2 separate regions of the Homo sapiens genome follow, and region 1 is linked to region 2. The links are chromatin contacts, found by Hi-C in ENCODE. All regions are on one chromosome and are shown on one strand. Each heading gives the region's core, a stretch centred on a gene start or an enhancer-like site at or near the end of the contact. The rest is flanking DNA. Distances are from core to core; before and after follow the strand shown. Region 1 has its middle 36 kb from the start of GLS. Region 2 holds the start of MFSD6 (major facilitator superfamily domain containing 6).

What was found. A loop is a pair of places that touch in the nucleus more often than their neighbours do. Pooled maps may share reads with other maps.
Region 1: a pooled map shows a loop between it and region 2 (4-fold over the local background). The contact joins the enhancer-like site here to the promoter of MFSD6 in region 2. A Hi-C loop is called at or near these places in 4 of 50 pooled maps.

The regions. Positions count from the first base shown.
Region 1 is chr2:190,842,531-190,848,054 of GRCh38, reverse strand. No RefSeq gene overlaps it. Among named protein-coding and RNA genes, the nearest start is that of GLS, 36 kb to the left of the region's middle. RefSeq lists an enhancer at 3,531-4,730. Within about 2 kb of position 4,019, at least 4 of the 41 ENCODE cell types and tissues checked have a DNase peak (open chromatin) inside an H3K27ac peak, as active enhancers do.
Region 2 is chr2:190,406,600-190,412,130 of GRCh38, reverse strand. It overlaps MFSD6 (major facilitator superfamily domain containing 6), which reads right to left and starts at 3,776. Exons shown (of 8, transcript NM_017694.4): 1 at 3,628-3,776. RefSeq lists a silencer at 3,156-4,195 and an enhancer at 4,456-4,505.

The DNA of each region.
Region 1 (5,524 bases), core at 2,770-5,269, 440 kb before region 2:
ATATTTTCTCTATCCTAAAATAGCACTGTAAGCAATATAGCAGAGGGCTCATCCTTCATATAAGTGTGGTATTTTAATAAAAGAGGGAAATGAGAAAAATAGTTGATCTTATGCAGAAACTCCAAAGTCCTCGTTGAGAAATATGGAACAAAGTAGAGCAAGTTAAACTATTAGAGAGAACAGATGGAAGCTTCCTCCTGAGATAATCATGAGCAGAATTCTTAGTACCTTCCTGGAAAATTTTGAATACATCCATCTTCTCAATTTTTTTTTTTGAAGAGGGAAATATTTATGAAATGAGTTTGTACAAGACTGGCTGCAGTTCAAGTTTTGCAGAAACAAGCTGCTTATCTAATTCCTGTCTGAAGGACATTTATTTTTATTAGCAGAAATTGCACCAGCTATCCAATGCCTCCCCTCTTCAATGGGAAAAAAAATCTTGAGAAAGTCCTTTGAGGACTTTTAATTACACCTCAAATAATTCCATATTTGTATTATCAACTGTACACACACACACCCGATTGAGAGAAAATACGTAGATAAAGATATACACACATCTTAATAGAAACAAAAAGGAAAATATATTTGCATATTCATACTAAAGACCTTCTAAGTAGTTCTGTACGAAGAATAATAAATTTATGTTTGAAAAACTTACTTTATTTACAAATAGACATGAAAATGTTGGCTGAAGGTAAATTCCTGCTATAAAACATGGTCCTGAAATTTGGTTTTGAAATTCATGTACCCTGTCCTTCACTGAAAAACAGAATGACTTTAATGAAGATAAAGAACTTTAGTTCAAACATGCATTAATTTAAAAAATTCCAGTAACATATGAACTGTAAATAGGAGCCTTGTTTTGTATGCAAGTTTGTACCTTTCTGAAGCCCATCTTTCCAGAGGATCATGACTGATACCCAGGAGACCACTTCCCTGAGAATTACGTTTGGATTATTTGTCCTGAAAGCATCTGCTCTCTTGTCCTTGAACACTCATCTGCCACTCTTCTGCCCACTCACCCAGCCTGGTGAAATCTTCCTGCAGTTTATTCTATTGACTTGGCATTTTACTAACTGGAAGTTTCGTGTCATATGCCACTTTGGAGATTTCACGCATATGTTCACCTGTGAATCATTTACCAACCTGTTTCATAAGGATGCTTTAGAGCCAATCTCTGATATGCCTCGCTGTTTAAACCTCTTCATTCAAGCGTAATGGAATGTTCAAGTGGAAGTTTTGGCTGATGTCCTAATGTGAAACGTAACGGGTACCCAAGAAAATTGTGAATTTATGAATTTTAGAGTGATACTAGTAAAAGTTACAGTACTCTTAGAGTCCTTACTCACATCAATGGCATGAAAGGGTGTTTTTACTAGGCATTTGTAGAAGTGATATATTTTTTAAAAGGGGACACCCACTTCACAGAATCTCGAACTCACTGTGAAGGGAGTATCACCTCCACTTTTATCTCAAGTCAAGGGAGAATCTTAAAGTGAACCAACAAAGTGAACTCTTAGTATATAAGGGTAAGAAGAAAAGTCAAGTTTCTACAGAGAGGAAGGGGAAAGCAAGACCCACTGAATAAATTTAAGTTAGTGAGGGAAGAGAAAAAAGAAAGTTGTTTTTCTGATTACATTGCACATGTTAGTGCTTGTTCAGTTCACTGACTACACATGCAAGCACCATTTAGCCTATGACCTTATGGTTAGTGTTTTTAGGGCAGTTTTTATCCATTAAGTATTTTTCGTGGTGATTTCTGTTTTATTAAATTGTTTTTAGTACAGAATCCTATCAAACACTTCCAAAAACATTATATCTATTGCTATGCTTAGCAAGACATTTAGTTTTTTTTGTTCTCTAAGAAGTCTAAAATGTTATTTAGACAGGATTTCCCCCGATAAAATAAAATATATTTTCTACCAACATTAAGTGTGTACAAGTTTTCAATGATCTTTTATTCCACAGTAGATGCCATCATTAAACCTTAGAAAGAGATGAGACTGCGCCGCTCCCCTGCCCTTTTAAAAAATCAATAAAAGACAGAATAATAAGCTGAGAAAGAGAAGTCAGAGAGGTAGAACTCTCCAAAAAGCCAGGGGAAGTTTAAAGAAAGAAGGTCAATAGAGTCAAATGATGCAGAGATGTCAAGGATAGAAACAGAAATTATTGTGATTTAGTGAGTCAAAGTGACCTTTTTGTGTCTTTGAATCGAGGGGTGAGATGTAATACAATAGTGCAGAGCGTGGAGGAGTAAATGACAGGTGAGCAAGGGAGGATAAAGAGGAGCAGTGCTTTTTCAACAAGTTTGTGGAGGGAAAACTTTTGTGTTTTTAAAGTAAGGAGACTTATGTCTCCTTGAAGGCTGAGGAAGACAAAACATAGAAAGTGCAGGACTAAAGGGGTGAGCGTGTAAATGGGGTATGGCTGGAACCTGGAGGATAGAAAAGGAGAGGAGGATGGGGTATGTGTGGAAAGAATCACACAGCAGAAAACACGCAAAGATAGAGGTAAATCAAAGGGGAAGACAGAAGCTGAAGGAGTTTGCCACTCTTGGTCTCAGTTTTCTATGTGGGGTAGGTGGTAGTTTTATTTGCTGAGTGGGTATGTGAGTGGAATAAGGTTGCCCCTTCACAAGGGAGAGTGGAAGCTGAAATTCCCAAGGGAACATCTTTTTCTATTTCTTACAAAGGCACCATAAGGAGTAGCTATGGCCTTTGGTAAGAACTTTAATATTAATAAAAGTGGCGAAATATTGGAAAAATATCTGTTTCTAAGGAGTCGTTCTATAAATGGTTAGCTAATTCGTTGTAGATGACCTAAGCATGATCACAATTTGATCTAATTCCTCTAATTTGTTTTTGCAGAAGCAAAATGTGGCTTGGGAATCCCCTGATCCTCCTAAAGCAAGACATTAAATTTGGGCTTATTATATTTCAACTGGACTCTACCATTTAGTGATTTTAGAGTCTTCTAGTATTCATTTTTGAGTCCCTCAAGATACTCAAGTATACTTCTTGAGTTTTTTTTTGACATGTCTAAATTTTAGTTGATACATTTAACACATGTGCTTCTGTGATACCTTCTTACTTTTTGAAAATTGCCTTTCCTTGTATAGCATTGTTCTTTATATTACCAGTCTCATTTAGCCTTTTTTTTTTGGAAGAAACTGATCTGATCTTTTTATTAGTTTTTTTTTCCCCCTGCGGGTTAGGATTCTTTTAATGGTCTATTATTTTAATTTTTTCACTTTTCTCATGGACAATCTCCACATTTTATGTCATTTCTTTTTCTTGAAGTAACTAACCTTGAATGGAAAAATTGGTATTTTTCTTTTCCCACCAGCATGTTGAATCATCCATTTGTCTGGTAACTTGAGACAGCCGGTAGAGGAGTCACAAGAGTAGGTACCTTTCCATGAGCTCACCTCTGTTCCACTCCCATCTCATAAAGGGTGTGACAGATACTTCACAGAAGGCAAGGAGAAAACAGGTCAGAAGTATGTTATTGGGGGCTTAGCACTGATTTTGGTTCTGACAAGCTGGCCACTCAGAGACAGCAGTAGCTATGTCTGTCTCAGTATGTGGTAGACCATGCTGTTGGGCCCATATATATATAGCCTCCATGCCTGCCACTGGGGCTACTTCATTCACGTACCCACTGTGTCAGTTCTGGGATGACTAAAATCAACTGGGTGAGTCATTTTGTCTACTTATCTGTTGAGTACTTTTTTCATGGTAGTTGCTATTTGCTGAACATTAAGGGACAATACAAAAAATCTTCACACTTCATGCCCCCTCCCATGTTTGTTCACAGATTCAGCAATTTGTCTTTTACTTTGGAGGTAATGGCCAGTGGACTCCTAAATATTTCACTGTACTAGCAGGTCCTGAGTCTTTGTAGAGTTCATCTTCCACCCTTTGGAGCATGTATCTAACCAAGGCTTCTAGCATACTGGCCACCTCTTCCTCTTTTGTCCAGTCATCATGATTTTATTGATGTGATGAATCAGGGTGGTGTTCTGAGGGACTCATAGGTGATTCAGACCTTTTCAGACAAAATTATGGCAAAGGGTAAGAGTGTTACCATAGCCCCAAGACAAAATCGGAGATCAATATTATTGTCTATTTCATCTGAATTCAAACCTTTTCTGATCTTCTTTCCTAATTGGAATGGAAAAGAATATGTTGTCCAAATCAATGGCTAAAAACTAGGTACCTGAAGTTTTATTAATCTGCTTAGCACAGTATCACATCTGGCACAGTAACTATAATCATCAGGTTTACTACTTGATTAAGTCTGTAATAGTACACAGTTATTCTCCAGGACCCAGCTGGTTTCTGCACGGACCACATTGGTGAGTTAAACAGAAATGGAGTGATTACTACTCCTGCATCATTTAAGTTTTTAATTGTAGCAATCATTTCTACCATCTCATGGGATATGATAGTATTTGTTTGTTTGTTTGCTTGCTTGTTTGTTTGTTTTGAGACAGAGTCTCGTTCTGTCACCCAGGCTGGTGTGCAGTGGCGCCATCTCAGCTCACTGCAACCTCTGCCTCCCGGGTTCAAGCAGTTCTCCTGCCTCAGCCTCCTGAGTACCTGGGATTACAGGCACGTGCCACCACGCCTGGCTAATTTTTGTATTTTTAGTAGAGAAGAGGTTTCTCCATGTTGGTCAGGCTGGTCTTGAACTCCCGACCTCAGGTGATCCGCCTGCCTCGGCCTCCCAAACTGCTGGGATTACAGGCATGGGACACTGTGCCTGGCGATACTGTTTTTTTAATTTATTATCTTGGCTAGGGTTTGGGGACAGTTTCAGAGGTTTCCACTTAACCTCTTCCCCTATGATAGCCCAAGGACCGAATGTGGGAGTTATTCCAAATGCTAAGCCAATTCCAATGATATTCTCAGGAACTTGGGAAATGACCACTGAGTCGATTCCTGAATCCAGTGGGTGAAATTTTAGCCAACTCGTTTATTACCTGGCCCTGTAGACCACCACACTAGTGGAGGTGGAGGGGACCATAACCATGCTTTGAATCTCTAGATATCAGTATTATCTCTGCTTCTGACTAATAATCCTAAAAATGTTTATTTGTAGGCACCATCCACCCTCCCCATGCATTTTAAATGCCTGCATCATCATATTTGCTACAGCATTTTACTTCACCAGGATATTTTTCCAGGTCATCATGAGTGAAGTCTTGAGCCACTGAGCCACTACCACCTTGTGCCAAATACTATCTGTGCCCTGCCTGCCAACCAGGATGACAACCCTTCACCTGCCAGGTGGTGAGTGAGCCAGTCCCAAATTCCTACTTTGTCACCTGTTTTCTCAGCCCATTTCTCAACATCAGTACCATTGGTGTTGACTTGGGTCCTCCAAGAGTCAGGCTTCAAGATAGGATAGAGGAAAAAGAGGTTTGTTAGGGGCAATGTCTGTGAGAGAAAAATAAGGTAGGTAGGGGGTAGAAAATGAAGGCCAGGAGAACCGTCAGACTGCACAACCCAGGCCTGACCTG
Region 2 (5,531 bases), core at 2,527-5,026:
GGATAGAACTATGGGACTGTATTTAACAAGTACATATGCATCAGATTAGTTTAACTTTATGATAACTTGCTTCTCCTAAATTGTTACTAAAAATAATTATACCTAAAGTCATCCAGAATGCCATAATTTCATGAGATGACACAGCAGGTAAATTGGTTTCTCCAACTCCTACCTTCTACCAGATTGTTCTGTACAGAACAATCATGCTTCCAAAGACAGCCACCACTAGCAAGACCAGGAAGAAAGAAATTCTTATCACCCCTAATCAAGCAGATAAATTGTGTATGCTCCAAAGCATTCTTATTGAGGAGGAAAACTGAGGAGTTGTAGAATATGCTACAGTTACTATTAGAAAAAGTAAAAGCCAGTCACCTGAGACTCTTTACCCTTTGCCCCCCAATTCTCAGTATGCCACCTTTCACTTTGATCTCCTGAGTCTCATTTCACTTCCCTAACATTAGAGTTTAGGCACATTCAATTTTATCTTACTTTGGATTGTTATAAAATCAATTAATTCTAGTCTTCTTTTGTTTTCCTTTTTAGTTTATATAATAAGAGAACACATGCTTGTTCCAAAAACAAAATTTTAAGCCCAAACATAACTTTATAAGGTAAAAAGCAAAAACATCCTCTTTTCTCCATCTTGTCTCACTTCCTGAAGATAGCCACTGTCGGCTGGGCGCAGTGGCTCATGCCTGTAATCCCAGCACTTTGGGAGGCCTAGGCAGGGGAATCATGAGGTCAGGAGATGGAGACCATCCTGGCCAACATGATGAAACCCCGTCTCTACTAAAAAAATAAAAATTAGCTGAGCCTGGTGGCATGTGCCTGTAATCCCAGCTACTCGGGAGGCTGAGGCAGGAGAATAGTTTGAACCCAGGAGGCAGAGGTTGCAGTAGGCCGAGATCGAGCCACTGCACTCCAGCCTGGTGACAGAGCGAGACTCTGTCTGAAAAAAAAAAAAAAAAACTACTGTCAACAGTTTGGGGACAAAAAGGCGTATGTGTGCCTGTATGCAGGTTTAAACAAATGTATATAAATTTCTTCTGAAGCTAGTTTTTTTTTTTCTTTTTTTTGAGATAGAGTCTCGCTCTGTTGCCCAGGCTGGAGTGCAGTGGCGCGATCTCGGCTCACTGCAACCTCCACCTCCCGGATTCAAGCAATTCTCTACCTCAGCCCCCTGAGTAGCTGGGATTCCAGGCGCCCGCCACCACGCTCAGCTAATTTTTGTATTTTTATTACAGGTGGGATTTCACCATCTTGGCCAGGCTGGTCTTGAACTCCTGACTTCGTGATCCACCTGCCTCGGCCTCCCAAAGTGCTGGGATTACAGGCATGAGCCACCTTGCCCAGCCATTTTTTTCATTTAATATACAGCATCTTGATTTTTCAGCCAATGTGCAAAATAGCTAGCAGACACACATTTTTTGCATTTCTTCCTTTCCCTATAATGAGATTGCCAAATTAAGATTTGCTGTCAAAGGAAGTAAAACAAAGAAACCTGTCAGCTTCATACTGCCTTCAATCTACAACTGGTGAGGACAAAAGGGTAAACATACACACATTAATATACATACGTAATAAATATATAAATTATCCTACATGGCTAAATGTTAACATAAGTAATACATGTACATTGAAATCAAGTTAATTTTCAAAGGCACGAAGCTAAGGAAGACATCTGCGTAGGTGGAGAGACTTAATAGGTTCTGATTAGGGAGGGACACCATGTGGAAATTTCCTGGGCTTTGGAGCCAGAAACATGAGGTCAAATTTAACTCTACCTCTTACTGATTATGTGGTTTGTGTAAGTTGCTTAACCCTTCTGAGCTTCCTTTTTGTCATGCACAGAACTAGGGGAAAGATTTATCTTACAGAGATTGAGATACTAAATGTTTACAATGGTGTCTTGAACATAATAAGTACCCAAAAAAATGCCTTAATACTGTTAATAGTCCAGACACTATATATGATGGAATTGGTGATCCAATACTCACACCACCAAATACCTGTGAACTCTGCTTTTTGTCTTTGTGTTTTATTTGCCTTCACGCTTTTATATTTATTTGTATAGAGATGGAAAGTGCCTTAGAAATAAACTGCTGTAAACATGAAGGACACACAACTACTTAGTAGCTTTAATGCATTATTGAAGTGATGTTCTCTCCTCCTGTTTCCCCAGAGCATCCTGCACTGGGCTCATTAACAATGTCCCATCCTTCCCCTAAGCAATCCTAAATTTTACTTACACCTCGTGATAAATACAAGCCATCTGACTATCACTAAACAGCTGACCATATCCTGCACCTCTGCTAGCAGCTTGACGTGTCAAAAGCCAAGCTTCCCAAAGAGGAGGATCCTATCCTTTTACTTAACAAGGCTAAAACAGATGCATACACTTTTAGCTGGCTAGTGCCCACATCTTGGGGAAAGGACCTACCAAGTACACATCTCCTTTTATTACATATTTTAGTCAACTGTATGTCCACCCACCCTTCACATTCATCTATACTTAAGAGGTTAGATTTCTAGAAAATCATGGACTTCTAGAAGGATTAGGGGAAATTTTGGCCACTATAATATCCAACCATCCTCTTTTCCATGTGAGAAAACTGGGGCTCAGGAAGATGTGACATGCCCAAGCACACACATCTATTTAAATACCAGTTGGGATTAGAACCCCAACTCTTTAAGTCTTTTGCACACTAATAAGCAAGGTATTATATGTTCCAGTAGTTCTGTGAGGTGCTTATTCAATCTTTTTGGGATGAAAAGAAACGTCCGTGGTTGCGAATGCATAAAGGTAATTAACCCACCTGTCTGTCCATGTGGGGATGGGATTAACGAGGGGGAAAGTTGCGTTTGTATTTTTCCACCATCTTACCTAAATTTGCAGGAAAATTGCTCTATGGGCAATAAATATGACCCAGAAAGACTAGCAACCCCCAGTAGTATCTCAAAAGGGCTCCAGAGACATGTTAGACCAAGTGGAAGTAAAGCACGAGGTGGGGGATGTCTGCTAGGATGGTGGCTGGCAGAGCAGAGGTATTTTTTTTTCCGTATTTATTAACCTGGGAGGGCAGACGTTGTCAATTTCCTCCTCCTGCCACACAAGTGGCCGCGTCCTTGTCACTGGGGCTGTGTGGAGGTTCTCACCTCCTCCTTTTTCCCAGGGATGTTTATGGCGAGGGCGCGGGTCGGCCCGGGCGGAGGAGGACCCGGGCATCGGCGCTCACCCTCCGTCCCCACCCGCGGCAGCAGCTGTGGGCGCCCGGCGAGGGCTCCCTGGGCAGCGCCTTTGTTTTCCCGACTCCAGTTACGTTTGCGGAAGTGCTGCCAGCACGGGGCGCGCTGGGGGCGCAGGCGGCAGCCTCCCCCAGCACCCCACAAAGATGACACCCGACACGGAAGCCGGGGGAGGGAGGGAGGGAGGGAGCGGCGGGCGAGCGAGGCCCGAGCGGAGACAGCGGCGCACGCTGGGCTCCGAGCCCCGGCCCCGAAGCCCCTTTCCCGGCAGCAGGTGTGCGCGGCTGAGGTGCCTACCCGCCCTCCGGCTGGGCCCGTGCGGGGCGGGGGAGGCCAGGGCGGGTCTGCGAGCCCCTTCTCCGCAAGCCGGGCCCGACTCACCTGCTGCGGCGGCGGCAGCGCTCAGCTGCGCGGGGCGCGGGGAGCCCTGTCCCCGGAGCACGGGGCGGCGGCTCGGGGCGCCGGGGCGGCGGCTGTCGGGGCAGCGCGCACCATCCCGGGCTGCTCGCGCGCTCCTCCGGGGCTGCGACGGGCTGGGCGGGGCGCGGCGAGGCGAGGCGAGGGATGCGGACCGGGTGGGGCCACGGAGGACGGAGGCGGAGGGCCCAGCGCTCCCGCCGGCGCGACCTTCTCTCCCGCTGCGGCTCCTCCTCCTCCCCGGCCCCGGCCTCACAGTCGCCGCCGCCGGTCACTACCGGCTGGACCCGTTTCAGGGCCGGGCGCTGAGGACCGGCCGCCAGGTGCAGCGCTCCGCCTCCTGCGGCGGCGGCGGATGCGTCGACTGCCCGCTCCCGGCCTCCAGCCCGCCCCGGCGGCCCGGAGGGACACCTGAACCCAGCCGGGCCCGGGGAGCACGCTGAGGAGGCGAAAGCACTGGGCGAGGCTCCATCCCTACCGCACCCTCCACCCCCCCGCACCCCCAAGCGACTTCCGCTGAGCCCCCAGGCAATGAGTGCGGGCCAGGAAATGTGGGGGAAAATGTACTAACATCCCTTATTCCTTGAGCGCCTTTTAAGTGGCACACACAATGCTAATGCTGTCAGTGCGTTATCTCCGCGTCTGTCCCAGGTTGACCCGGGAGGGAGGAGCCGGCGGGGTGCGGGAGACAAACGATCTGTGAGTTTCGGGGCTCACCAAGAAGGGGGAACACTGAGACGAAGGCACCCTTTTTCAGGAAGCTGCTACTGGCATCTTGCTGAAAAGCCAACCGTGTGTGTCGCACTAAGAATATAATTAAAGTTGTATTTCTAGTTAAACACGCAGAGAGTTGGGGGAGAGTGGAGTATTCACTTGGCAAGTATGTCTGTGTGCCTGTGATGGGCTTTGGGGGATGCCACATCCTGTTCTTAAGGAGTTTATTGTCTTGTTCTGGCAACAACGACAAGAGTGACAATGGTAGCTAACGGCAACAACGACAAGAGTGACAATGGTAGCTAACGCTTATAAACATCGATTATGTACGGGGCACTGTGTAGGTACTCTTTGAGCCTTATAACCCTATAGGTGTAGGAAACGTTATTCCCATTTTACAACTGAGGAAAGCCGAGGCTGAAAGTTAATGTGACCCATCCAAAGTTACTAAACAGCGAAAGGGAAAGCAGGCTTCTTTTGTCTCCAGGCTTTAAGCTCTTAACCGTGAAATCATACTGGTAAGAATTTGATAGGCCCTGAAGTTTCTGAATTTTGAGTCCCTCTTTAGGAAGAATAAAACAATTACAAATACGAAGTTTCTAGGGCCCCTTCCTGAGCTTATGAAGGGTCTCTGAAGCTTAAACTATAGTAGCCTCATGCTAAATCCACTTTCAATATTGACGTAGATATTCAATCATTTCTTTCTCCAGGCATTTCTTTCTCCTGTCAGGAACACGAGACACTGGTCCCCTCCTTGAAACTCTTCCCTTCTCTTCTTTTGGTGCTCCGTAAGTGTTGGATTTTCCTCCTTGAAACTCTCCCCTCCTCTGCCTTCTGTGACCCACAAGTCTTGGGTTTTCCTCTTCCTCTCTGGCCACTCCCCTTTGCTCCACTTGAGTTTTAGTTTTCCTTGGGTTTTGTTCTAGGCTTTCCTTTCTTCTGATTCTGTTTGTTTCTGCGAATTCTCTCACTCCTTGGCTTCAATCACAGAATATTTGAGGGTGCTCCAAAAGCCCTCTCTCGGGGTCAGCTTTTCTCCTGAGGGCCAGATCCTTATGGCCAGTTGTCCAGTGGGATGTGTCACAGGCACCCCAACCTCACTAAGTGCCACGTCAATGTTTCTTTACCTTCTGTTCTTCCCCTACTCGTTTTTT